Linked DNA regions of Homo sapiens: regions 1, 2, 3, 4, 6 and 7 are each linked to region 5. A link is a loop called in an ENCODE intact Hi-C map of the cell type or tissue named here. Cell type or tissue: endothelial cell of umbilical vein. All regions are shown on one strand.

Region 1 (4,000 bases), 690 kb before region 5:
CTGTTTTCCTGGATCCCATCACTTCCTGTTTCTTGATTATGGCCTCGTTTTGGTAGAGTACTTCCTTTAATTACTTCATGAGAAAGGGTTCATAGAAGTTCATTTTTTTTTTAAGCCCATGAGTATCTAAAAATGTCCTATGCCACCCTCAGGTTTGATTGATAAAATAAATACTGAATTAAGGATTGGAATGAATTTTCCTTTAGAGTTTTGAAGGCCTTATGTCATTCTCTTCCACCTTCCAGCATTGTTGCTGAGAGCTTCTAATGTTACTCTGTTCTTGATCTTTAGTTTGAAGCTTGTTTTTTTTTCTTTTCAGAAGCTGTGCTAACTTCTTTTTGTGCTCTCTTCTTTTTATCTTCTTCTGACACTACAGAGGTATCAGGGGCTTCAAATTCCCAAGCCTTTTGGAGGTTCTATTGTGTAAATTGGATTGCTTCTTGACTTTACCATTGCCAGTTTAGGAGTCAGCTTTGTTACACATGCTTTTCAGTTTCAAATGGTTTTTATTTTTCTCCTTTATCTTCTTTGTTCCTCCTTTTGCTCTTGGGGCTTGAGCCTAAAAACAAACATAAAAAACTTTACTATGGTTTTAGTAAGATGTTTGGGAGGACCAGAGGTGTCCACTCCTCCATCTTTATCCAGGATTCTACCTGTTTTGCACCTCAGACATCTCTGTTGTGGATCTTGCCCCCTCTCTGTCCCTGAGACTGCCCACAGAAGGGCCACTCACAAGCGCCTGTCATCAGATGCTCTGTCCTTATCGACTTGACTTCTCAGCAGCATCTGATGTGACTGCTTTCTCCTTTCCCAGATGATCTTTCTTTGCTTTGACGAGTCCACCTCGTGCTGGGGTTTTCTCATTCACCAGCCATTCCTCCCAATCTTCTCAGCTGGTTCCTTCTCCGTATCCAGCCTCTAAATAATGGAGTTCCTCAGGCTAGCTTTTTTGGGCTCTCGTCACTCTCCCTACTCTCTCTAGTAGGTTTAACCCAGTCCCATGGCTTTAAATGCTGCATACATGCTGATGGCACCCACTGAGCTCTTTTACCCACTGAGTTCTCACTTGGCCTCTCTGGGCATGTTGTGAACAGAACTCTTGGTTTCCCTTCAAACCTGTTTCTTCTCCAGTCATCTCGACATCAGTAAGTGGCACCATCATCTAGCTATCTGCTTAAAGGTAATTGGATCTATTACTCTCCTTCCTGATCCCATCTACCAGTAAGTTATATATCCAAAATATATCTTCAGTTTATCTTTTTCCTCAGGCATCGAGCCTAGTGCCTGACACATATGAGGCATTTACTAGTCAGTGGTCCAATGAGTGACATCAATAGAAACACCAAGAAAATGTATGTAAAAAAATGTGGGCTTGGGGCCAGGCATGGTGGCTCATGCCTGTAATCCCAGCACTTTGGGAGGCCAAGGCAGGTGGATCATTTGAGGTCAGGAGTTCAAGACCAGCCAGGCCAACATGGCGAAACCCTGTCTCTACTAAAAATACAACAACAACAAAAAAAATTAGCCACGTGTCATGGTGCACGTCTGTAATCCCAGCTACTTGGGAGGCTGAGGGAGGAGAATTGCTTGAACCTGGGAAGCCAGGACGCAGAGGTTCTGGTGAGCCAAGATTACACCACTGCACTCCAGCCTGGGTGACAGAGTGAGACTCCATCTCAAAAAAAAAAAAAAAAAAAAAAAGTAGGCTCTTTAAAAATGGGGAAGTCATGAAAAACAAAGCCTGATGAACTATTCTAGATTAAAAGATTTAAAAAGATGTAACATAACTTTACATAAAGATAGGTAGTACATGATCCTTGATTAGATTCTGGCTTTATCAAATCCAGCTATAGAGGGTATTATAGGGAGATGGGGGGAAAATTGGAATATAAATTGTACATATATATTGTATTGATGATATTATGATTATGTGTTACGATACCTGCAACTCATTTCCAGAGGTTCAGAGGAAGAAAGCATCTATCAGGAGTGGGGGAGGGAGAAAACAAATGCAACAAAATGTTAACAGTTGGTGAGTCTAGATGAAGGGTATATGGGTGTTCGTTGTACTGTTCTGTTGTCTTTGAAGATTTTTTTAAATTAAAAATTGGGAAAAAAATCAACAGTGGAGAAAAATTTAGTGGAGGGAAACTTTAGGGAAATTTTTAATCCCCAAAATGCTGAGGTCCATTTTGAAGCATACTATTAAATGTAACAAAGGCTGAGGATATACAGTGTTGATATATTCAATAGGAAGGAAATAAGAACGAGTAGAAACAAGGCCTTTCTGGAAGTTACCTCTTAAAAAATTGGTGTGAAAGTGGATGGTCAGCTGCCCACCAGAGGGCAGTGCAGGCAGTGATTCCGCGGTCTACAGTAGGCCAGCTGAAAAGCAGGGGTTTTCTTTCCCTCATAACTGGCTCCACATGAGGTCGCTATTCTCTGCACAAAACGTTTTTAGGATTCTTAGACTGTTTGAGAAGAGAGAGAATGCGGGTAGGTATAGTGCTTCCCATTTCTTTCCCTCCACTCTGATCTATTTCCAGATTCTGTGGGTTTTAGCCTTTGGCTCCTCTGATTCATGGATTCTTTGGAAGGATCTAGATATTGGAAGTACAGATCTGCCTTCCTAAGTATGTGTTTCGAAGTCCAATAATGCATTTGCCCATGAGCATGTCAGGATTTATATCTGTTTTTAAAATCACAAACTGCCAAAGTATCATCCCATTGCAATTAATCTTTAGGTTTCGTAGGATTTATTAAAATTCTGTACAACAAACCCCTGTGACATGAGTTTACCTATGTAGCAAACCTTCACATATACCCCCAAACCTAAAATAGAAGTTAAAATTAAAAAATAAAATTCTAGGGAATTTCATTTAGGGATTTTACCTCTTTTAAACCTAGGATGTTCCTCCTTACTGAGTGGTTGACTTAAAAGAGCCATTTTTCTATGTGCTTACCCAGAAAAGCTGGGTTAGTGTAAATGTCTTAGAAAATTACCCAGCACATGAAATGATTACTCTGTGGTACATAGTTGTTCTTTCACCTAACACTTAGCTAATGCCTGAGGCACCATATTGTGCTACTAGACTAGGAAATTAAAATCCACAGAGGTTAAGGAGTTAGCCCCAGTCTCCCGAGGTGCTTATAGTAGGGGGCAGACAAGCCCCAAACAAATTTAGACAAGACTTTCAGAAGTAAGTACTACATTTAGGTAGAAACAAAAGTGCTTTGGGGAGAACAGGTGATGAGTAGGGATTGGTGCAGGTGGACATGGGTGGTTCACTGGCCTTGTCTTGGCTCAGTGCCCAAAGTCCTGCTTAGAGGTTCCTCAAGGCCAAATTCAGAATCAGGACAACACCAGCCTGCTCTGACCATCCCCAGATAAGTCAAATGCCCTTCCTGTGTTCTCATGGCATCTAGTTCATGCCTCTGTTATAGCATGCTATTCATGATTGTCAATTTGCATGCTCTTCTCTCCCGAGGACATAGACTGACTACTAACAGATTGGCGCATTTTCCCATTGTGAGTCCATTCTGGTCCTGAACATGCTTTCCTCCCTTTGGGCTACTCTCTGTTTTCCTCTGGCGTTTGTCTTTTTCCTCAAATACAATGGCATAGTCTCACTGACATCTTACAAAGTGAAGGACAGAAAAGGAACTAACACTTATTGAGTGTCTTTTTTGTGCTGACTGCTGTGGTCACTGTGTTAGGTGCTTTGTGAACGAACATTTTCTCGCTTATTCTTGTGCCTGTAACAAACATACCATCTTCTTCCCTTTTCAGTTCTTTGCAATTGCTATTTCCTCTCCTAGAAGCCATTTTTTAAGTCCTCAAGAAGGGCTCCCTTTTCTGCTAACAAGCACGTATAGTTTACAAACCATTCTTCTTAGGTGAACGCTGTTAGATTGGTTACCCCCTCTCCTCTCAGTGGTGGGTAGGGTGTCAGGGACAGGAATTAGCTGAAGCCTGGCTGAGATTCTTTGACTTCCTTTC
Region 2 (4,000 bases), 860 kb before region 5:
AACACATCACAACTAGAGCATAAAGGATGTTAGTGGGTTGGAGATGGGTGGGGCAAATGGAGCTAGACAGTTCTAAGGTTTTTACAATATTACATTGAATAATATTGACCCTAAGTAGAATGTGAAAAGCCAAGGATGTGTTTGTAATTCTAGCATAACTACTAAAAAACGAAGCATAGAGTTATACTTAAAAAGGCAATAGATTTTCTTCTAGGGTTTTTATGGTTTCAGGTCTTACATTTAAATCTTTAATCCATTTTGATTTTTGTATATGGTAAAAGAAAGGGGTCCAGGTTCATTCTTCTGCATATGGATAACCAGTTATCCCAGCACCATTTATTTACTAGGGAGTCATTTCCCCATTGCTTGTTATTGTCGACCTTGTCGAAGATCAGATGATTGTAGGTGTGCAGCTTTATTTCTGAGTTCCATTGCTCTATGTATCTGTTTTTGTACCAGTACCATGCTGTTTTGGTTCTGGACAAATATTTTATGACAAAGTCTCCAAAAGCAATTGCAACAGAAACAAAAATTGACAAGTGGGACCTAATTAAACTAAAGAGCTTTTTCACGCAAAAGAAACTATCAACAGAAGAAACAGTCAACCAACAGAATGGGAGAAAATATTTGCAAACTATGCGTACAACATAAGTCTAATATCCAGAATCTATAAGGAACTTAAACAAATCAACAAGCCCAAAACAACAACCCCATTAAAAAATGGGCACAAGACATAAACAGACACTTAAAAGAAAACATAGACACAGCCAACGAGCATATGAAAAAATGCTCAATGTCACTACTCATTAGAGAAATGCAAATCGAAAACACAGTGGTGTCTTATCTCATGCCAGTCAGAATGACTATTATTGAAAAGTCAGAAAATAACAGATGTTAGTGAGGTTATGAAGAAAAGGAAATGTTGGTGGGAATGTAAATTAGTTCAGCCACTGTGAAAAGCAGTTTGGAGATTTATCAAAGCACTTAGAACTACCATTTAACTCAGCAATCCCATTAATGGGTATACACCCAAAGGAATAGAAATCGTTCTACTAAAAAGTCACATGCACACATGCAGTGCACTACTCACAATAGCAAAGACATGCAATCAACCTAGATGCCCATTAATGGTGGACTGGATAAAGAAAATGTGGTACATATATACCATGGAATACCATGCAGCCATAAAAAAGAATGAATTCATATCTTTTGCAGCAACATGGATGGAGCTGGAGTCCATTATCCCAAGCAAGTTAACACAGGAACAGAAAACCAACTACTGCATGTTCTCATAAGTGGGAGCTAAACTTTGAGTGCACATGGACACAAAGAGGAGAACAAAAGACACTGGGGCCTACTTGAGGGTAGAGGGTAGGAGGAGAGTGAGGGTCAAAACACTACCTATTGAGTACTATGCTCACTACCTGGGTGACAAAATTATTTGTACACCAAACCCCGGCAACATGCAATTTACCCACGTAACAAACCTGCACATGTACCCTCTGAACCTAAAATACAAATTGAAAAAGAAAAAATAAAATAAAAATTTTACACACTTTTCAAAAGAAAAAAAGGCAATAGATAATTAAAATGAATTTCTAAAATATATTCAAATAATCCAAGGAAGGCCGGAAAAGGGGAACAGAGAAACAGAAAACAGAGGGGACAAGCAGAAAGCAAATAAATTCATAGTCTCAGAGAGACAGGACTAGATTTGGGGTAAGCTGTGTTACAACTGTCTACTGGTAGGGGAAGACAGGGGAAGCTACATCTGGACAGAAGCTTGTGCCAGGAGAGCGATGGATTTTTTTATGATTAGAGAAGTGACGGAAGAGGAAAGCATGAAGAAATGGAAGAAGAAGTAAAAGACCTGTCAGAGTTCTCAGGGCTTCCTGACACAGGTGCTCATTATCTAGATCCCAAATTTCTTTATTATGCTGTGGTGTGACTGACACTGCCTGTGGAGCAGCTATTGTGAACTACTTGGTTTTCAGTGCTTTGAATCTGTCTCCAACCCGTATACCCATGCACACTTTTGCTTGCTGTTTCAACCTGAAGAGCCCTCTGTGTATCAACCTTTGGGTCTAAACACTCTGTCTTCTCCCTAGAGGATCCTGGAGATGGTTTTGGCTTGGTACTTGGTCCAGACCCTTGTTTCAACCTCATGTGGACCCTGACTTGGGCCTTCCCTCAGTACCTATGAACAATGTGTCTCTATTACTCTTCTCCGAGGCGTAGTCTGACACTGTGCTCACTTGCTCCCCGGGCTTCCTGTCCTGGCCCTCCCTTGCTTTCACCTCCCAGTGGCTACCCAACACCTAATGGAGACCCAGAGACGGAGCCAGGGGACAGGAAGAGAGGGAGGATTACAAGCAAGGCCAGGGGCTGCCTTACAGTCACATTCTGAGACTACAGGTCCACAAGATGGCGACATTTCCCTATGAAATTAATGCAAGTAATGACTGGGATATTGAAGTGATTTCTAATGTTGGAAATGTCCCATTCAGTGCTAAAAAGACAGTAAAGACAATGATTTTGTTTAGGGCAAGAAGACAAACCTGGGAAGGGCTTTCTCCGCCAGGGATTCCCCAGTTAGTCTGAAAAAGGCAAGTCACAGAACTGCATATTCTGCATAAGAAGGCAAATGTGAGAAACCCCCCTGGATCTGTTCATGGAAGTGAGCTCCAGTATAGATGTGGAGTCGGGATGGATGCCACTTAGGGTGGCACACTGACCAATAGTAACAAGCACACTAACTCATCCCTGAGATGCTATATTTTGTCTACTTTATTGTCTGAGTCAGTAGCAGGACATATAAAATTTCCATCAAAGGAGTTGGAAAAAAAAAACCCCACATACAGTTTTAATTTTTTATTCATCAAACATCTCAGGAGTTGTGCTGCGAGTTTGTTTGTATCAGTTTTGTGGGATACACAGACAGTTTTACAAACATGAAGTCTCAGGAGAGCTGACTTACAAAATCCTATTTAACCTCTACATAGAATATTGAATTTCCGAATGAAAAATCAGAAGAAATCACACCATTCTAATGTTAACAAATGAAAAAATTATAAAGAACATTTAAAGTTTATCCTGAAAATTAATTCTTAAGAAAAGAAGATTTAACTGAAGAGTAGCAAAGGGAAATTAAATTATTATTAATTAGGGAAACTAAATGTATTAATTTTTCCCATTTTACAATAAAAAGCCCTAGGTTTACAGAGGCTAAGTGACTTACTCAATGTTATACAACCTCAGCGAAACAACTGAAGTTGAATGTCACATGTGTCAGCACTCCACCAGGCACTGGAGAGCAGTGAACAAAGTCAGTGAGAACTGGAGAAGGGATACTGCGTAGGTGTGTTTAACTGCAAAGCCTGGACTCCTTCACTGCTGAAACATTTGAAGTGATTCAGAAGGGGACCACTAGGGACTCCCAAGGGCTTAAAGTAGTTAACTGTACTTAATTCCAGGTTAGGACATCTTTTTGATCCTAAACATTAGCATGACACCTTAAACAGAGCAAACTTTCAGAACATGTTTGATGAGAGAAATGAGCATTATAATGAGGCTACGATTTCTGTAAGTTTTGCTCATGGCTGATTTGCCAGTATTTGAAACAGTGTCAGACACAAAGCTCAATTAATGTTTGCTGATGGACTGAATGAATAAATGAATGAAAATCGAGGCAAATAATTAAGAGGAGGGTTCTTATTCTTACATGGTGCCATAATTTTCTCAGTCCAATGGTTTTTTCTTATCTACTTTTGGTTGTGAATATTTTGTTTTGACAAAGCAACAATTACTTTGGCCCCGCTTCTGCAATGCTTTGTGCCTGCAGTTGCAGTTGCAGTTGCACTGTACAATATCAGCAGTCCTCTGTACGGAAGTCCAGCATATTCACACCAGGGTGACATGTGGTTGCACTTGTAGCAAGTTGTATTTTCTGATATTCCTCTTTTTCTCTTCTCCTTGTTTGGCTGGACATTTTTATACAGAT
Region 3 (4,000 bases), 340 kb before region 5:
CCAGCTTCCTAAGGCTTAAGGGTCCCTGTCATAGGACGTGGTATGTGATAGGCATTTAACAAATGTTAGCTGGTGTCCTTGCTGCTGATTATTCTTCTTCCCATATGAGCCTTGTATATAACAGGTGTCAATCCTTTCAGAAGGATTGAATGAATAGATGCCTAAACCACATTCTGTGGAGTAGAAGTCACAAACACAAACCAGATACAAAGGTGAGGTGTTTTACCCCAGATTGGGTACTGTGTGAGATCACTGCCCAACAGAGGGAACATGGCTCTCCAGTCTGGCAACCGTCGCAAGCATCCCTCCAGTTTCAAATGGAAGGTTTCAGTGTTGTTCCTGCCAAATCCTGGCCTAGGTCGTGGCTCCTCACTGACCTCCTCGGCGTGGGTAGGCATTCCACACAGCCCTGAGGACCCCACAAGACTCCATGCAGACTGTCCACAGTGCTTTCCCTCTGGGATGGGCCCCCTCTATTTGGGGAAACCACAAGAATTTGCAATTATCATTCCAAAATGGTAAGTATAATTCTTAACCAACGATGGAGTTCCAAGTCAGTCAGTCCTCAGTCCAGATGTGCAGTATGCACCCTCCCAGGACAGGACGCCCTGTTGCACCGGAGGCCGACTCCACAGAGTTCCTTCTCAGCCAATGAATATGGCTCTTTTTAAAGAAACAGGGCCTCCCAGAGCTACTGCAGCAAGCCTCAACCTCACAAGCCTCTGCTCTCCTCTGTGCAGGACAGTTGGAGTCAACTAGTGGCAGGAGCATGGAGTCAGACTCCCTGGGTTTAGTGTTCAAATTCTGCCTCTGTTACTAATTATATGGTCAGGTTTTCCTCTCTGAAACTCAATTTTCCTTCATCTGTCAAATGGGTATAATAATAGTATCTACCTTCCTGGTGGTGGTAAGAAATAAATGAAAAACTTTCAACAGTGTCTGGCACATAGCCTGAATAAAAGTTGGCTGCTATTATGGCTCTGTCTATTTTTTGATCTGGGGCACACAAGCAACAGGCAATGGTCTGTGTGTTTTGGTGTAGTTTCCTCTCCTTTCTGCATCCTTACCCAACCTGGACCAGTCCCTTCGGCCCAAGGACCCAGCTGGCTGCATCCTCATCACCAGATAGCAGCTCACACTGGACAGGTTGCCCTGTCTCCCCAGATCTCACCTCCTATCATGAACATGCCCCTCTATGCTTTCAAATTAAAAGCAAATGGAAAAGAAATATTTCAAAACACATTCTAAATTAAGCTTGAATAAACAACTCAGTTAAGCCCAGCATGGTCAGCATGGCTTTTCTGTCTTCCTCAACCCTTCCCCTCTGAGAGATGAAGGCAGGTCATTGTGGAGAAGCTTGCTTTACCCGGTGACCCTTCTATTACCACCTGCTAGCAAATAGGTGCAGGAGGCTCAGGGAGGACCCTGCTAGGCACTGTCTTGTCGCTCCACCTGGCAGGGTTTCTAAAAAGTCCTTTGATTAGAGTCTAATCCCAGACTCACGAACAACATTCTTCCCTTGAACAGACTGGCAGGATTGTATAAAGCAGGGAAACACTGCCACCTGTTGATCATCCAGAATGCCTGTTTCATCCCAAACACATTTCCATGAACACTTTTAAAAAAGTAAAAAAAGCGTTTTACTAGTGCTGAGTACTTAACAATCCAATATCCTATATTTTTGTACAGTGTGTCAATTTTTACACAAATAATGAGTAAATCTACTTAAATCACCTTTTAATACCAGTTCCCTATTCTCAAAGTCACCTTTGAATAACCAGGTCCCCATTGCATATATTAAAGTTATGTAGGGTCAAAGGAGTAAAGGAGTCTTGAACTTCAAGCCTGGAGTTGTGGGCTCTGACCTTGCACAGCCACTGCCTAGCTGTGGGACTGGGCAAGGCTCTTTGCCTCGAGGGCTTTCTCACCAGTAGTTGAGGGCAGGGGACTTCCAGCTACCATACTGTATGGTTCTGGGGACATGATGGCAAGACATTATGAGTGAATTTTCTGAACTAAGGACAACATTGAAAATTCTATTGCACAAGTTCTTTTCTTGGTGTCGGGGTTGGGGTGTGGTCAGGGTCTCACTCTGTTACCCAGGCTGGAGTACGATGGCACACTTTCGGCTCACTGCAGCCTCAACATCCCAGGCTCAAGCGATCCTCCCACTTCAGCCTCCCGAGTGGCTGGGACTGCAGGCGTGTGCCACCACATCCAGCTTATTTTCATATTTTTTGTAGAGATGGGGTTTCATTGTGTTGCCCAGACTGGTCTCAAATTCCTGGTCTCAAGAGATCTTCCTGCTTTGGCCTCCCAAAGTGCTGGTATTACAGGTGTGAGCCACTGTGTCCGACCCAGAAATCCTATTTTAAGATAATTAAACAGAGCCCTCTCTGACACCCGCCCCAGTGTACCACACTGGGGCAGTTCACTGGGCCGATGGAAAAGAAGTACATGAAGTGAGAGACCGACTGGGGAAATGGCTGCGCATCCATTCTCCCCGCATATATCAGAATGGTTCCCTCCCATTCTTTCAGAGAGGAGGGTGTGCTCAAACTATCCTTGGCTGCAGCTGCCTCTAGGTGCCCAGATGCCCCAGACAGAGTGTTCAAGAGCAGGGACCTTCCCCAGCATGAGGAACCCCAGGGGCCATCAGCTGGAGACCCAGAGAGGTTTGTCACCTTTGACTGGCAGCAAGCAAGACCAGTCCCTCCTGACCACTGCAGACACCTGTGTGCGTGGCCCTGGAGGGTGAGGGTGTGGTGCCAGTTAGGACTGTTTCTCACACCTGGCAAGACAGGGGCTCGAAAGTTGGAGAGTCAGCTGGAAAAGGCACTGGGGGTGGCAGTGCATCTCAGACTGGAGGCCACCAGCAAGGCGTCTTGCTGTGTTGAAAAGCCAGTAGATATGGAACTGCAGAATTCGCCTCACAGTCTGCAGTCAGCGGAGCAGCCTCAGCACTCATCAAGCCTTCGGGAAAATAACATAGAAAGCTGCAGCGGAGTCCCAGGGAACCCACAGGAAGGCGAAAATTGACATCATTTGGACCCGACTGAGTGGAAACCCACAGCCGACCATGACCTTTGCTCATCTTCCCCAGGACACTGAAGCTTACCAGGAGAGAAGTGGCCTCAGTAAAGTTGTGAGGGGTGAAAGTGTGTTTTCACTGTCCTGTTCAGTTTCCGTCCTCCATCCTAATCCTCTCTTCCTCTCTGCATTTGCCCAGGTGTTGGCTGCCTTCCAACTATCAAGAGTATTGACCAATCTGCTTCAACCAAGAGTTCCCTTCAAAGAGCAATTTGCATCTTATTAATGGACTCCTGGAGACAGAGAGGCCTTCAGGAAATTAGCAGTGAGAGCAGGCATTTGGGGATGGCAGGCTGGCTGTGGTCTCCAATGCTGGCCCTAAGAAGGCAAGGCGGCAGTGATTCAGGGAAGTTAGACACGCTGGTGTTCATAGAGAGGGTGACAATACCCAGAGGACAAAATAGGAGTAAATGAGTTCACAGTTCAGCATAAAATATATAATGGCTATAAGGAAAAAACTACAGTGACAACCATTGTTTTAAATGATTTACCGCACTGGAGTGGGCTATCCTGTCATTGTCTGACTTGGTAGTTTCCCTTCCTTTTCCTTTCAGGTGCTGCATTTTCTAAAACTTAATTTTTTAAATTAAACGGATAACACACAGTTTTGGTTTTAGAATTATCTTTTAAACTCCATTACCCAGTGAGATATCATGAGAACAATTTGGAAATGACAGTAGTTTTTAAAATCTTTGCACAACACAAATTTAAACAAAGTTTCAAAAGCACAAATCAACTTCACATGATGAAACAGAAACTTCTTTAACGTTGTATCCATTAAAATGACTTTACCCAGCTGTTTATGAGTTCCACACATTTTTTGTTTATTTGTTCGTTCATTTAAAAAAATGTATTCCTTCATCCACAGAACCCACCCTCATTCTTTTCCTATCACTTTCACATAGGCAAA
Region 4 (4,000 bases), 350 kb before region 5:
CTACTTGGGCTCATTTTCCTGCTGTTTTCAACTTCCCATTGACCCAAATCCCTCTCTGGCCCTAGGGATTGAGACTTTGTGTTCCAGTTACATAAATTCTAGGCCTCAGAATAGCCACGCATGCTGGCAGCTCTTTACCCTGTCGCCTGGGCCCTCACATCCTGCCGTGGTATCCTTTCAGATGACCACAGCTCTCTTCCGCCCTCCTGGGTGGGCAGGGCCAGAAGGGCCAGGAAATAGCCCCAAATGGGAGGACTAAACCCCCTAGCCAAGCACCCTGACCACAGTGCCCACTCCTCATTACAGGACACAGGGGAAGAAGGCTTCCTAAGTGTCCTCCAAGAAGTTTTAAACATAGCAAAAACCAGTTACAAATTAATGGTGGAATTAGGCTGGGGTGCAGGCTCACACCTGTTATTCCAACACTGCGGGAGGTCGAGGTGGAAGGATCACTTGAGCCTAGAAGTTGGAGGTCAGCTTGTGCAACACAGCAAGACTCTGTGTCTAAAAAAGAAAAAAAAATTAGGTGTGGTGGTGGCCTGGGTCTACAGTCCCAGCTACTCAGGAGGCTGAGGCATGAGGTCCGTTTGAGCCCAGGAGTTCAAGGTTACAATGATTGCACCACTGCACTCCAGCCTGGGCAGCAGACCGAGGCCCTGTCTCAAAAAAATAAAATAAAAAATAACCATTAATGGTGGAATTAAAATAGAATATATTGGTTCTCAAAATATGTCCCCAAACCTGCAGCATCAGTATCACTTGAGAACACCGTAGAAATGCACATTCTTAGGCCTTACACCAGACTTACTGAATCAGAAACTCGGGGAGTGGAGCTCAGCAATCTCAGTTTTATCAAGCTCTCTGGTGATTCTGATGCATGCTAAAGTTTGAACAACTCTCGTGTAATTACTTGAAGCTAAGATGAGAAATGATTGATTTCTGTTGGAAAAAAAAAAAAACTTGTAGAAACTGCCCAGATTGACTGCCTCCCTCAGAGGAGTGTCTGTTGGCTATGCACAATGGCTCACACCTGTAATCCCAGCACTTTGGGAGGCCGAGGTGGGTGGATCACTTGAGCCCAGGAGTTTGAGACCAGCCTGAGCAACATGGTGAAACCCTGTCTCTACAAAACATTTTAAAAATTAGCCAGGCATGGTGGCACATGCCTGTAGTCCCAGCTATTTGGGAGGCTGAGGCGGGAGGATCACTTGAGCCCAGGAGGCTGCAGTGAGCTGTGATTATGCCACTGCACTCCAGCTGGGTGACAGAGATCCTGTCTAAAAAAAAAAAAAAAACAAAATACCCAAAGTATTTGTAAGTGGCGATTCCTCAGACTTTAAATTCTACACATGAACTAAGTTTTTTGAGGACATGAGAAAAAAATTGCATTCCTTTGCTAGGGACACACACACACACACACACAAAGACAAAAACACACACACACACACAAAGACTGGGCGGCTTAAACAAAAATGTATTTTCTCACTCTTCCGGAGGCCAGAAGTCCAACATCAATTTCCTCTTCAGGGTTGGTGTCTTCTGAGGTTTCTCCTTGGCTTGCAGAGGGCGCCCTCTTGTGGCCTCTGCATGCGGTCATCCCTCTCTGCAAGAGGCCCTAATAGCTCCTTGCAGGTTCAATTTCCTCTTCTTATAAGAACAGCAGGCAGATTGGATTAGGGCTCACCCTAATGGTCTCTTTAAAATTAATCGCCTCTTTAGAAATCCAGTCTCTAAATACAGTCACATTCTAAGGTGTTATGGGTTAGGGCTTCAACATGAGTTTTGGGGAAGCACACTGCCACCCATACAAGGAGTCTTCTCAAAATGGACGGTGTGTCAGCATCCACCAGTCCTCTCTGAAACCCTTTCCTTCGGTGTGTGGGACCAAGGTGAGGCACACTGGACCCTCTCTTTACTTCCCCTCAGCTCCCTCATAACCTCACACCGCTCTCCAAGAGGCAGCTGATTCTGTGGACCCAACTGCCTCTCCGAAGAGCAGCTGCGCCCTTGGTAAAGGAGAAAGTAGAAAAGGAAAAGGAGAAGCTCAGGTGAGAGCATTCATGAGACCAGCAGGGAGAAGGGGCAGCAGAGAGGGGGCCGCCTGCCTCTGTCTCTGCGCGCGGTGTCAGAGCCCCGGCACCGGGAAGTGGTCGACTGGGGGGTTGGTAAAAAGAATTTACCGACAACAGTACAGCTTTGAAAAAGGAACGTTTATTAGAAAGGAAGAACGCTACAAAAGGGTGCAGTGGGGCACCTCAGCGAGAGGACTGAGCGCACCCTGGTGGATTTTCCTTACCAGCATTTATGAACCTTTTAAGGTGGGAGTTGAGGGTTGTAAAATGAGTTTCAGCACGGCATTCCGGAGATGTATAGAAATTTTAGCTGCTTATAAAAGTTGAAAGAGGATTGGAACCTCTGAAAGTTTAAAGATGCCAACTTTACTTATTTTATTTATTTTTTTGAGACGGAGTTTCGCTCTGTCGCCCAGGCTGGAGTGCAGTGGCGAGATCTCAGCTCACTGCAACCTCTGCCTCCCGGGTTCAAGCGATTCTCCTGCCGCAGCCTCCCAAGTAGCTGGGATCACAGGCGCGTGCCACCATGCCCAGCTAATTTTTGTATTTTTAGCAAATACGGGGTTTCACCATGCTGGCCAGGCTGGTCTCGAACCCCTGACCTCAAGTGATCCGCTCGCCTCGGCCTCCCAAAATGCTGGGATTACAGGCGTGAGCCACTGCACCTCAGCTTAAAGGTGACAACTTTAGATACTAGAGAAGTTTGATTACTTCTAAATTCCCCAGATAAGGAGTTTTGCCTCCAGATGGCCTGTTTGGTGGTCACCAGGTGGTCTTTGCTCCTTTCTGAATTGTTCAGATAATTAGTTTTTATCTCCGGGGCCTGCTCAGTGGTCACCAGGTGATTTTCGCTCTCCTCAGTCTCCAGAATTGAGACAGGCAGGGAACCATCTTAGGGGCCTGCTGGGCTCCCCCAACCACTGTCCCCTGCCCAGCATGGAAAAATTTTGAGTCCCTTCAAGGGAAATTCCAGGCACCCAACTAGCCCTACGGCCAGCAATTAGAGAATTGAATAAATAACCCCCTAAGTGAGAAGATCATAATAACTTTTGCAATAGCCACCCAAATAAGTCAGAGTCACAAGATGTTTGTTTCCCTACAGAAACTAAAGATAACATCTTGACATATGTCCTTGAGTTGTTTTTAAGAAACCAGGACTCCCACCTGATGGAAAATGCCAGCTGTCTTCACAGTGATCTCAGACAGACTGAAGCCAAGAAGTAGATTTTAAAAGTTCCAGAAATTCTCTCACTTTGGAGACGATCCCCAACACACCACACCCTGCCACCTTTAAAAACCCCTGCTTGGAAGCCATCAGGGAGTTTGGGTCTTAAGCGTTAGCTGCTCATTCTCCTTGGCTCTGCTCAGTGCAATAAATGTCTCACTTTCTCTCACTGCAAATCCTGGTGTCAGTATTTGGCTTTTTCTGTGCATTAGGCAAGCAGACACAAGTTTGGTTTGGTAACAGAACTAGAGTTGAAGTAACCTCTCAACCCCACCCAATTTAAAAGGCTAAGCAGGGTGCAAGTTTGGAGCCAAATCAAGGCTAAACCACTTGGGAGCTGTGTGGTTATGGATCAGCCACTTACCTTCTTCATGCTTCTGTTCATTCATTTGTTCTACAAAATAAGCATAGGCTTTCAGACACCACCCTAGATCTTAATTACATGTAGGTAAAATGGGAATAATAAACCCAATTTTCTGAGTTGTTAGGAACATTCGACATAAACACCTAGGACAATGTCTAACCTATTAGTGATTGGTTGGGGACTTGGTCTGTGTTTGTCCACTTCTGTGTCACTTCAGTACAAGGGAGAGTAACTGGGACTCAATCGATATTTGAGAAAGGAAAGAGAGACAGAGGTGAGAGGAGACTAGGAGGGAGAGGAGATAAAGAGGTGAGTGTGGGGGACTGAATGGTCGGTGTC
Region 5 (4,000 bases):
TGAAAGCAGAGATTTAAGAAGGAAATCAGTTGTTCTTCATGTTCAGAAAAAAATAAAAGATGTTCTGAAATAGAAAACAAGAAAGAAAAAATAAAGCAGTCTATTCTCAGGCAGTAGCACCGATTACCCAGGAAGACCTCAACTTATATAAACATTGAAATCTTTGAAGTAAATGAAGATAAGCTGTGATGGTTAATTTTATGTGTCAAATGGACTGAGCTAAGGGTGCCTAGCTAGCTGGCAACACATTATTTCTGGGTGTATATATGAGGATATCTTTGGGAGAGATAAGCATTTGAATCAGTAAGCTAAGTAAAGAAGATTATCTTCACCAATGTGAGTGGACATCATCCAATCTGTTGAAGGCCTGAATAGAAGAAAAAGGTGAGGAAGGACAAATTTGCTCTCTGCTTGAGCTAGGACATCTGTCTTCTCCTGTCCCTGGATTTCAGCACTGTGGCCTTCAGACTTACTCCACTGGCTCCTCTGGGTTTCGGGCATTCAGGCTTGGACTAGAACTGCATCAGCTCTCCTGGGCCTCCAGCTTACAGACAGCAGATCATGGGATTTCTCAGCCTCCATAATTGTGTGAGCCAACACTCATAAGAAATTTCTTTCTATATGTCTACATATGTCCCACTGGTTCTGTTTATCTGGAGAACCCTGACTAATATACCAGTCAAATGAGAAATGCAAAGGCTATTTCTTTAGATTTTACTATAGCAAGGGAGTCAGCCCATCACACTTACATTTGGCAGAGATTCAAAGGTAGGCAGAGGGGTGAGAAAGCTTCACAACAGAAAAAAGAGAAGACTTCACATATGTCCTGATAGGCATGGGGACACTGTAGGCAAGTTAACTAGAAGCAAAGCATCCTATATGGTTGGTCCTAAGTTAGAAGTGGGGGCAAGCATATTTTTTTTCTCTGATTTGTTCTAAGTTAGAGGTGGGGGCAAAAATTAGGGATGCTGTCAATTATTAATCAAGTCCTGGCCATTTTGTGTGAATTGTTACAGAAGTTATTGTTTATCTTTCTGGATTATTTCTAGAGATGGCAATATGGCTTCCTGCAAGTCTGATATACTTGTGTAGCAGGCTGGCTTCCTGTGTTGTTTATTGTAGATAAGGGAATTGGTTTCCTGGGCAGGTTGCTGCAGCTTGTGGGCCAGAGTTCTATTTTTATATGTGGTCTAGCCATTGTCCATTTGTACATTCAGTCTGTTGTCTTTCAGATAAAGACAGATAGCTGTCTTGGAGCAGCTGACTGATAGCCAGCAAGGTGATTCCAGTATTTCTAGAGAGCTATTTTGGGACAGCTAATTCCTCTAGGCCACCTTGCCCAGAAGTGCCTAAGGACACACTTGCCTAAGTGAGCACATCCCTCTGAGCTCGATGCCCCAAGATGGCGAGGAAGGAAGGGAAGGATAATGGTGACGCTAGCAGTGGGGGCCTAGAAGGAGGGGAGGGAAGTAGTGCTCAGTGGTTCTCAGCCCTGGCTCTCAGAACTTTGTGGACAGCTTTAAGTAAACACTGATGCAGCAGCTCCGCCCCACCCACCAAAGATTCTAATTTCATAAAGCAGGCCTGGGCATCAACATTGTTTAAAAACTTCCCAGGTGATTCTAAGTTGCAGCCCAGGTTGGCAGCTACTGACCAAAATGAATAATGTTTCAGAGACACTGGGAACAATATTTAGCAATTAGTGAAAATGAAATCAGGGCATGCAGCCACAACCACTTTCTCAAGAAGCCTCCAGTCTTGCACTCTTGTAGCATTGCACTTTAGAAATATAAAACGCAGAGTGAAGCTGAACTAGAGTAACAAATAGGCAAAGGTCATAGAAGGTGAGCCCACAACACACAATAAAAATGCCACAGGATCTGAACCACAGGCATAGTGAACAAAGGAGTACACTTAAAGCTGCTTCGAAATGACTGAAATTCTACCTATTCTGAACAGTGGCCTTCATTTTTATTTTTAACTATTAAAAAATTATTTCCTCCTTTAAAAAATGCTGTTTTATCATAACCTTTTATTTCTCACAGATTATGTATGATGCATATGTGTTTCCAGTCTGTCTAAACTTATACATTTCTCAAATACTTAAAACAGAATTCAGAAGAGTTGCACTTGGAGTATATAAACTCCAAAACCTCAAAAGAAGCACGCACACTCTATATACCTGGTATCCATCTTTCATTTCTAGTCATTTCTAAATTTTTGAATGTACCAATGTATCTGAATCTGATACAACACCACCCCCTGGTGGAAATCTATAGAAAAGAGCCCACACTTGATTTTACTTGAGAATGTTAATACTGCAAGGAATGATTATGACTGCATAAAACACTGGTGGGCTTCTCTCACTGTCTACCAGCAGAATGTTCTCTGCAAACAAAATCATATGCAAGTTCTGAATGAACGCAACAGTAAAGCTGTAGCTGTGCTAAGAGCTTTCTCTTTCCCACACTTTCATTGGCAACCCTGTATCTCACTCAGGATGTCCAAAATATAACTTACTGTATCATTTAACAGAAGTCGTCTTCCCCAAATATTAAAATTAAATCCATTTCTCCTCAAGCCTTTTTTTTTTTTTTTTGAGACGGAGTCTTGCTCTGTCACCCAGGCTGGAGTGTAATGGTGCGATCTCAGCTCACTGCAACCTCCGTCTCCCGGGTTCAAGTAGCTTCCCGAGTAGCTGAGATTACAGGCACCCACCATCATGCCCAGCTAATTTTTGTATTTTTATAGAGACGAGCTTTCACCATGTTGGCCAGGCTTGTCTTGAACTCCTGAACTCAAGTGATCCACCTACCTCAGCCTCCCAAAGTGCTGGGATTGCACCAAAGTACTGGGATTGCAGGCGTGAGCCACCGTGCCCAGCCTCCTCAAGCCTCTTTACTTCAATACCAGCACTTCATTTTCCGTCCACCCAAGCTCTCTAGAGGATTCACAATACACGTGCACACATTAGAGGCTCTGAGTAGGCCTGAGTCAAAAAACAGGTTAAATTCATTTAACTCAACAATTCCAACTCATTTTATTGTGAGACACATTCCCCTCCTCCCCAATACTTCTTAACAAACTGCGGAGTACTCTGATTATATTTCATTCAGAATGATTGTTCCACCTTAATTAGCAAATTAGTTCTTTGGCTGCACATGCTGTTCATCTTCAAAAATGCTTAGGCAAAGCCAACCATACCACAAACCAGCTCTCAATCATTTACAGTAATGGAATGTACAACCCCTAGGTGTTTGACCCCAGGCAGCTATTGAATTGATATGACATACATAGGCAACTTCATCTCTGTCTCCTACCATCATTACCAGCTGAGGGGAGGAAAAGCTTGCTGCTAGTACTAGGAGCAAGCATGCTTTGTCTTCAATTAAATGTAATAATCCAGCACTGTGTGAGCACAATGTAATTTTATTTAGAGGAATTATGTTGCTGACTTGGCTATAACCTAAGAAGATCACAGGCAGCTCTGCAATTGACAGTGATTTAAATGTTTTCCATACATTATCTCCTCCTGTGGATTTATAAGCCAAATGATATCAAAATCTCTATAGCTTCCAACATTCATATAAATCTGCATAGGTCCTTGGACATCAGTTCTAAATAAATTTTACTCTATAAGAAGTATTTTTAACAAAAAATAGAGCTTTATGCCCTATGCCATTAATGCTGGACTTCCTAAGTAAGCCTACATGTTGCATCATTTCTTTTGTTGTTGGTGTTTTTTTTAGAGGTGGGAACTGGCACCTCTAAAAAATGTTACCCAGATTGCACTCAAACTCCTGGGCTCAACAATCCTCCTGCCTCAGCCTCTCAAGTAGCTGGGACTATAGGCATGCCACCGTGCTCAGCTTACATGTTACACCACTTCTAATGTTGAAAACAAAGAAATGTCTAATTAAACTTTCATGCAGTGGAAAAGTTATTTGAACCTGTTCTGTGCTTTGATCAACAGTCTCTCAGTCTCTTTGCTGTCATTTTA
Region 6 (4,000 bases), 600 kb before region 5:
AATTGGTGTTTTTGCTCGCATGTGTAATGGTGAATTTCTGATCCTTTCAGAATTTTCAAGTGAATTCTGGCCCTCTTTGATCAGCCCATCCGCTTGAGGTCCATTTATTCTCTTACTGGGCACATTGTTGGATCACAGGATTTAGACGTGGCCTTCACAATCTTTGAATGGCTGCAATGGGAAATTCATCCTGTTCAATTCAATATTACTGATAGATTGGGGGAAACAAATAGAAATAAGCAACAAAAGGACCAACTCTAGCTTTGGGGAAATTTGATTTCTAGAAATATCCAAAACTCATTTAGAAATGGATAAGGCAAATAAAAATGTGTTAATACAAGAGCTAAATCCATGTTCCAGAAGTTGGCAAACTATGACATATTGGCCAAATCCAGCCTGATGCCTTTTTTTGTAAATAAAATTACACTGGAATCCAGCCATGCCTGTTTGTGTTTACTCATTGTATGTGACTACGTTTGCACTATAACAGCAGAGCTGAGTATTTGCAACAGAGACAGCATAACCCAAAAAAGTTTAAAATATTTGCTATCTGGCCTTTTACAGGATAAGGTTGCCAACTCCTGCATTATACAAAAACACCTAGTAATTATTTAACAGCTTTTTAAAATCCTAGAATAAACTATTTTTAGCAGAAATGGAAATCAAAATTTTTTAAAACCATCAACTAAGAAGTTTAATGAACAGGTTAAAGAAGCACTGTGATTGCTTTTGTGGAAAAATTCACAGTTTCATTTTTTTGGGGAAATTATTGATATGCTATATGTCTAAAAATTCTTCCTGGTTCTTCTTTTTTTTTTTTAAACCCCAGAATGTGGTCCAACCCATGAAGGAGCTATATGGAATTAACCTCTCAGATGGCCTCTCAGAAGAAGATTTCTCCATTTATTCAAGGTGAGATACTTTCATGTAGATATTAAAGAAAAATGAATATTTATAATTACAGTAACTTCTAACTACTATACCTTTTTTTTTTTTTTTTTTTGGAGACAAGAGTCTTGCTCTGTTGCCCAGGCTGTAGTGCAGTGGTATGATCTCGGCTCCTGAGTAGCTGGGATTGCAGGTGCACGCCACTATGCCTGGCTAATTTTTTATATTTTAGTAGAGACGGGGTTTCACTGTGTTGCCCAGGCTAGCCTCAAACTCCTGAGCTCAGGCAATCCGCCCACCTCAGCCTCCCAAAGTGCTAAGATTACAGGTGTGAGCCACTGCGTCCAGCCTAATATAACTTTTAAGAAATGAAAATAGTCAGCAATACAGAAGAAAATGAATTCCACTTAAAATGCAGTTTCAGCATTGAGGCGGTCAAATTCTGAAACATTGATTTATATACAGAGTTAAAGTGCTAAATGCCTGAGACTCTGCCCCTCAATGATAAAAATTTATGATGCATGCAGGTATCTGCACTGCTCATATGTAAACTACAAACCAAAGTACCAGTACATTCCTGCATTTCTAAATCCTCAAGATCAAAGTCCCTTCTCACAAAATAAATCTGGGATATTGACAAATGAGGACCTTGCATCACTTTAGGTCCTGGATGCTGGTGGGAGTGGTGACTGAGGAGGAAAAAGAAAACAGTAATAATAGGGTGCTAATTCACAATGTTATAGGCCTTTATTAGGCAAATCTAGTTGAAAGGAGGGGATACCCATAAGGCATTCCCTGAAATCATGTGCATAATTTCGTGTGTATGTGTGTCCTTTTGAGAAGATAGATTTAGCAGATTCTCAAAAGAATCCTTCACTCAGAAATCCCCACGAACCTGATGAGAACATTGCAAACACCTCCTCAGCTTAATACATGGATTTAGAAGACTTGATTATTGCATATGAATACAGTTCCACTTATACAAATTTGTAAATGTGTCTGTAAAATGTAAATTGTATAATATAAAATGAGCACTGATCTTCAGTTATTTTTAAATGAGGGCATTTCATTTACAGAATCCATTGAATTAGATATTGTCAGCTTTTCATTTCAATTAATAAAAACTACTCTATAATATATAAAATATAAAATGCACAGCATTTCCTGACTGCCAAAGCAGCTCCTGTAACTTGCACTTTTTTGAATATGCGTCATTGACTGGAAGCCAATTTAGTCATCAGAGCACAGCCACACCCTCCTCACTCTGACACACAAACACACAGTACTTATTCATCATGGCTGTCAGAACTCTGTAGCCAAACTCTGTAGTAGTTGAAGTGGGCCTTTACAAACCATGTGGCCTGAAGAATGAATTATCTGAAGTTACTGACTGAGTAATATGACTTTGTTTATTGCAGAGGGAATGAGTGTATGTGCCAAGGATTGAAGGGGTTACTTCAGGGGAGGGAGGAACCCATGTCCTAGAATAAAATTCTGTGTTTGATATTCTGAAGATAATACCTCCTTTCATTGTATAACAGTTTACACTGTTTTGTTTGTTCTTTAGGCAATTCTGTAGTAGATTAAAAAGATATTATCCCCTTTTATGGGCTAATAGCGCAGCAAGTAGAGCCATTTAGTGCCTTATCCAGGAGTCATATCCTGTGTTTCTGGGTACCGTGGGATTTTAGGCTGTTCCCTCCTTTTTGTTCTCTTGATCATAATCAGCTGCCTCTGCTTATGATGCAGACCTTGGGGGAAGGGGAGAAACGGGGCTGATCATTCTTTCCCTGTGAGTACCCCTTCCTGTGGGCACACTGCCCTTACTGCCTTGCCTGCCCTGGAATATCTCCCCTCTCCATCTGCCATGGGCATTGCAGTAGGCAGAGGAATCCTCCCTCCATCAGTATCTGTGGGGTAACTGTGCCAGAGGGTGACCAAGGGATGTTCAGGGACTGATTGGCACCCACTTTTGGCTCAGCTAGGCTCTGGAGCTTTCTTAGTGCCTCCTCTGATCCAAAGGGGAGAGTTTCAAGGCAGGGCTAGAGCCCAGGTAGTTCTGCGCTGAATTGGCAGGTGCCCCTGCCACCCCGTTTCTGCACTCAGTTGGCTGGCTATGTTTGTGCACATAGTAGACAGTGACCTAGCCTGGCTTGCATGTAACAGCTCCCACCTGGCCTATCACAGAACCAGTGGAGAAGGGAAGCCACACAGCTAGAAGTGGTTTCCGCAGCCTGTCTTCCAGCTTCCCATTCTTCTGCCTGTTTTTCCTACCTTAGGCCTTGCCCACCTTTGGACGCCTAAGGATTTCTCGGTTTTGTAGTTTTTTTCTAATTGCTGAGCCCCGCTGTCTATGTCTTCCTTTTCCCTCACCTTTTCTAGTATCTTTGGTTTGCTATTTTACCAGACCTGAAAGCTTTCTACTTACTTCCTCAAAGCTTCATACACTTGCCAGTTTTTTTTTTTTTTTTTTTTTTTTTTTTTTTTTTTTTTTTGAGACGGAGTCTCGCTCTGTCGCCCAGGCGGGACTGTGGACTGCAGTGGCGCAATCTCGGCTCACTGCAAGCTCCGCTTCCGGGGTTCACGCCATTCTCCTGCCTCAGCCTCCCGACACTTGCCAGTTTTTAGAAAACTCTGGCAGTGATTGTACACCTGATTTAAGAAGTTTAAAGTTCTGTACAAATAATCAGTACTATGTGGCATTCTTCCCAAAAAATGGATCAACATTTTTTACTTGCTGAAGATATAAAGTTGGATAAAAGTAAGCTGTTTGAAAGTTTTTCTTTAGCACTGTAATGATACAATAATTGGTAGTTTCTGTAACACTTTCTTGACCTTTAAAAAAGCTAATGAAAAACAAATGGTAAACTTTTCCATAGTCTTCAAAGAAAATACTTTTAAGTAGTTAAAAAAATGGAAAGGAAATAAGGAAATCTGTTCTTTTGGTTTCAGTCCTTTTTTTTTTTTTTTTTTTTTTTTTTGAGACAGTCTCTCTCTGTCACCCAGGCTGGAGTGCAATGGCATGATCTCGGCTCACTGCAACCTCCGCCTCATGGGTTCAAGCAATTCTCCTGCCTCAGCCTCCTGAGTAGCTCGGACTACAGGTGCATGC
Region 7 (4,000 bases), 790 kb before region 5:
ACTACAAGACTACAGCAGCCAAAACAAAATGGTACTGGTACCAAAACAGATATATAGACCAATGGAAGAAAACAGAGGCCTCAGAAATAACACCACACATCTACAACCAACTGATCTTTGACAAACTGACAAAAACAAGCAATGGGGAAAGGATTCCCTGTTTAATAAACGCTGTTGGGAAAACTGGTGAGCCATATGCAGAAAACTGAAACTGGACCCCTTCCTTACACCTTATACAAAATTAACTCAAGATGAATTAAAGACTTAAACATGAGATCTAAAACCATAAAAATTCTAGAAGAAAACCTAAGCAATACCATTCAGGACATAGGCATGCACAAAGACTTCATGACTAAAACACCAAAAGCAATTGCAACAAAAGCCAAAATTGACAAATGGGATCTAATTAAATTAAAGAGCTTCTGCACAGCAAAAGAAACCATCATCAGAGTTAACAGGCAACCTACAGAATGGGAGAAAATTTTTGCAATCTATGCATCTGACAAAGGGCTAATATCCAGAATCTACAAGAAACTTAAACAGATTTATAAGACAAAAACAACCCCATCAAAAAGTGGGCAAAGGATATGAACAGACACTTCTCAAAAGAAGACATTTATGCGGCCAACAAACATACGAAAAAAAGCTTGTCATTACTGGTCATTAGAGAAATGCAAATCAAAACCACAATAAGATACCATCTCACGCCAGTTAGAATGGTGATTAAAGTCAGGAAACAACAGATGCTGGAGAGGACATGGAGAAGTAGGAACACTTTTACACTGTTGGTGGGAGTGTAAATTAGTTCAACCATTGTGGAAGACAGTGTGGTGATTCCTCAAGGATCTAGAACCAGAAATACCATTTGACCCAGCAATCCCATTACTGGGTATATACCCAAAGGATTATTAATCATTTTACTATAAAGACATATGCACATGTATGTTTATTGTGGCAATATTCACAATACCCAAGACTTGGATCCAACCCAAATGCCCATCGATGATAGACTGGATAAAGAAAATGTGGCATATATACACCATGGAATACTATGCAGCCATAAAAAAGGATGAGTTCATGTCCTTTGCAGTGACATGGATGAAGCTGGAAACCATCATTCTCAGCAAACTAACACAGGAACAGAAAACCAAACACTGCATGTTCTCACTCATAAGTGGGAGTTGAACTATGAGAACACATGGACACAGGGAGGGGAACATCACACACCAGGGCCTGTCATTGGGTAGGGGACTACGGGAAGGATAGCATTAGGAGAAATACCTAATGTAGATGATGGGTTGATGGGTGCAGCAAACCACCATGGCACGTGTATACCTATGTAACAAACCTGCACATTCTGCACATATATCCCAGAACTTAAAGTATAATTTAAAAAAAAGAAAAATAAATAAATAAATAAAATAAAAACGAAAAAAATCTATTTCTATTGGGTATTGCAGTTCAACCTCTGAGCCAACAGGTGGCACTTGCAGATAAGAGCTAGCTGCAGCCAATGCAGATGGGTATATGCTTTGCTTGATCTTTATCGTGGGAAGCTCTCTGTTGCCTTAGGCAATGGGCTGTCAGGTGGAAGGCAGAGTGGTCTCAGTTTCCTGCTCAGCCCTGGAGAAGAGACCAAGCTGAGTGAAGCCTAACTGGGCTGACCCACCTACATGTCTTCCAATGGCAGGCACCAGCACCAGCTCCAAGAGGGGATCTGGGCATAGTTACCAAGTACCCACAGATGTGCCAGGTCATGGAGTGGAGAAATCTGCTGCCCCAAGTTCTCTGCCTGGGAAAAGAGGGGCAGCCCAAACTCCTCATCCTCATCCTAGGGCAGCCTAAGCTCCTCATTTGGAGGACCTAGAAGAGTGGATGCTCCAAATGCCTGGAGATGTGTCCTGGCATGGAGTGGAAAGGATGCTGCTGCACCAAGATGTTTGCACCTGAAGGGAGGGGTAGCTCAGGCTCCTAATTCAGGCTAGCAGGTGTGCCTAATGCCTAGAAATATGACAGGCATGAAGTGAAGAGAGTGCCACTGCAATGAAATCTGTGAACAGGAAGGGAGGGGTGGCTAAGGCTTCTAAACAAAGTGACTGGGTTTTATACCACATCTTCTTTATCCAGTCCTCCATGGATGGACACTTAGGTTGATTCCATATCATTGCTATTAATAGAGCTGCGATAAATATATGAGTGCAGGTATCTTTTTGATATAGTGATTTCTTTTCCTTTGGGTAGATACCCAGTAGTGGGATTGCTGGATCGTACTGTAGTTCTATTTTTAGTTCTTCATTCAACCTTTTTTTGAAATAAAATTTAATGGCTTTATAGTATTTTATCAAACAAATAAACCTTAATTTGTTTAATCACCCCTTACTGTTAAATATTTATGTCATTTGTAATTTTATTATAACACTGTGAAGAAAATCTATATAGAAAATCTTTATTTTACTAACATTGTGTTTTTTTTTACAACATCTGTAAATCTTTGTCCAAATATTATATATTTCTTCAGATTAGATTCCTCACATGACTTCAGGTCAAAGGGAATGAAAGAGTAAACATTTTAAAGTCTTTTCATACACATTGCCACATTGCTGCCAAAAGCATCTGTATCAATTTTCATACTTCCTAACAGTGTTTGAAAGTGACTCTATCAGTACAGCCTCACTATTACCAATTGTCAAAAACTTTGCCAATTAGATGAGAAATTGTATCTCATTGTTTTAATTTTTATTGAAACAAACGTTAAAAATTTTCTTTAAAAATTTTTTTTTGCCGGGCGCGGTGGCTCATGCCTGTAATCCCAGCACTTTGGGAGGCCGAGGCGGGCAGATCACGAGGTCAGGAGATCGAGACCATCCTGGCTAACATGGTGAAACCCCATCTCTACTAAAAATACAAAAAAATTAGCCAGGTGTGGTGGCGGGCGCCTGTAGCCCCAGCTACTCGGGAGGCTAAGGCAGGAGAATGGTGTGAACCTGGGAGGCGGAGCTTGCAGTGAGCCGAGATGGCGCCACTGCATTCCAGCCTGGGGGACAGAGAGAGACACCGTCTCAAAAAAAATTTTTTTTTATTGCAACCTCAATTCTTGCCTGCTTCGAAGAAATAATTCAACTGGGGGGCATAAGGCAGAAGAAGAGACAGAGGCAAGTTTCAGGGCAGAAGTGGAAGTTTATTAAAAAGCTTTAGAAGGGTAAGGAAAGAAAGGAAAGGAAAGAAAAAAAGGAAAGTACAACTTGGAAGAGGGCCAAGTGGGCAACTTGAGAAACCCAGTGCCTAAACATTTTCAATGAACCATTTGTATTTCTTCTTTGATAAAATCTGCTCACATCCCTTGCTTGCTTTTTGATCACATATTAGATTCTCTACAGCTTTCTAAGAAATTAATGTTATATTTATTATAAATACTTTCCCCAGCTTGTCCTTTGTCTTAAATTTTTGATTTGTGTAATTTATATATATATTTTAAATTATACTTTAAGTTCTAGGGTACATGTGCACAACCTGCAGGTTTGTTACATATGTACACACGTGCCATGCTGGTGTGCTGCACCCATTAACTCGTCATTTACATTAGGTATATCTCCTAATGCTATCCCTCCCCCCTCCCCCCACCCCACAACAGTCCCCGGTGTGTGATGTTCCCCTTCCTGTGTCCATGTGTTCTCATTGTTCAATTCCCACCTATGAGTGAGAACATGCGGTGTTTGGTTTTTTGTCCTTGCAATAGTTTGCTAAGAATGATGGTTTCCAGCTTCATCCATGTCCCTATAAAGGACACGAACTCATCATTTTTTATGGCTGCATAGTATTCCATGGTGTATATGTGCCACATTTTCTTAATCCAGTCTATCATTGTTGGACATTTGGGTTGGTTCTAAGTCTTTGCTATTGTGAATAGTGCCGCAATAAATCTACGTGTGCATGTGTCTTTATAGCAGCATGATTTATAATCCTCTGGGTATACACCCAGTAATGGGATGGCTGGGTCAAA

Evidence for each region. A loop is a pair of places that touch in the nucleus more often than their neighbours do. Peaks named below come from ENCODE experiments on the same cell type or tissue, not always from the same donor. Only the 100,000 strongest peaks of a DNase experiment are listed, where the experiment ranks them.
Region 1: it touches region 5 in a loop (15-fold over the local background); 79 of 110 quality-filtered maps call a loop at or near these places.
Region 2: a loop joins it to region 5, with 9 times the contacts of the local background. A loop is called at or near these places in 35 of 110 quality-filtered maps.
Region 3: a loop joins it to region 5, with 7 times the contacts of the local background. A loop is called at or near these places in 53 of 110 quality-filtered maps.
Region 4: it touches region 5 in a loop (13-fold over the local background); 46 of 110 quality-filtered maps call a loop at or near these places.
Region 6: it touches region 5 in a loop (18-fold over the local background); 2 of 110 quality-filtered maps call a loop at or near these places.
Region 7: it touches region 5 in a loop (9-fold over the local background); 5 of 110 quality-filtered maps call a loop at or near these places.

What each region holds. Positions count from the first base shown.
Region 1 is chr6:109,702,998-109,706,997 of GRCh38, forward strand. All of the region lies in intron 1 of FIG4 (FIG4 phosphoinositide 5-phosphatase), which reads left to right. Among named protein-coding and RNA genes, the nearest start is that of FIG4, 14 kb to the left of the region's middle. In endothelial cell of umbilical vein, a CTCF peak has its summit at 2,365 (motif pointing right); a DNase peak (open chromatin) is centred at 2,354.
Region 2 is chr6:109,524,772-109,528,771 of GRCh38, forward strand. All of the region lies in intron 29 of AK9 (adenylate kinase 9), which reads right to left. Among named protein-coding and RNA genes, the nearest start is that of ZBTB24-DT, 43 kb to the left of the region's middle. In endothelial cell of umbilical vein, CTCF peaks have their summits at 2,419 (motif pointing right) and 3,408; a DNase peak (open chromatin) is centred at 2,430.
Region 3 is chr6:110,052,261-110,056,260 of GRCh38, forward strand. No RefSeq gene overlaps it. Among named protein-coding and RNA genes, the nearest start is that of GPR6, 76 kb to the left of the region's middle. In endothelial cell of umbilical vein, a CTCF peak has its summit at 1,562 (motif pointing left); a DNase peak (open chromatin) is centred at 1,511; H3K27me3 peaks cover 157 bases.
Region 4 is chr6:110,038,036-110,042,035 of GRCh38, forward strand. It overlaps LOC107986631 (a long non-coding RNA gene), which reads right to left and starts at 2,209. Exons shown (of 3, transcript XR_007059702.1): 1 at 1,487-2,209; 2 at 412-504. RefSeq lists an enhancer at 1,628-1,867. In endothelial cell of umbilical vein, CTCF peaks have their summits at 1,593 (motif pointing left) and 2,249; a DNase peak (open chromatin) is centred at 1,576; H3K4me3 peaks cover 410 bases.
Region 5 is chr6:110,388,769-110,392,768 of GRCh38, forward strand. It overlaps DDO (D-aspartate oxidase), which reads right to left. Exons shown (of 5, transcript NM_001372108.2): 5 at 3,016-4,000. Among named protein-coding and RNA genes, the nearest start is that of DDO, 25 kb to the right of the region's middle. In endothelial cell of umbilical vein, a CTCF peak has its summit at 2,267 (motif pointing left); DNase peaks (open chromatin) are centred at 1,153 and 2,253; H3K27ac peaks cover 634 bases.
Region 6 is chr6:109,791,753-109,795,752 of GRCh38, forward strand. It overlaps FIG4 (FIG4 phosphoinositide 5-phosphatase), which reads left to right. Exons shown (of 23, transcript NM_014845.6): 21 at 830-912. Among named protein-coding and RNA genes, the nearest start is that of FIG4, 100 kb to the left of the region's middle. In endothelial cell of umbilical vein, no CTCF peak of the experiment used is centred here; DNase peaks (open chromatin) are centred at 2,139 and 2,599; H3K27ac peaks cover 1,821 bases.
Region 7 is chr6:109,594,612-109,598,611 of GRCh38, forward strand. The region is part of intron 17 of AK9 (adenylate kinase 9); the gene reads right to left. Among named protein-coding and RNA genes, the nearest start is that of AK9, 95 kb to the right of the region's middle. In endothelial cell of umbilical vein, no CTCF peak of the experiment used is centred here; a DNase peak (open chromatin) is centred at 1,520.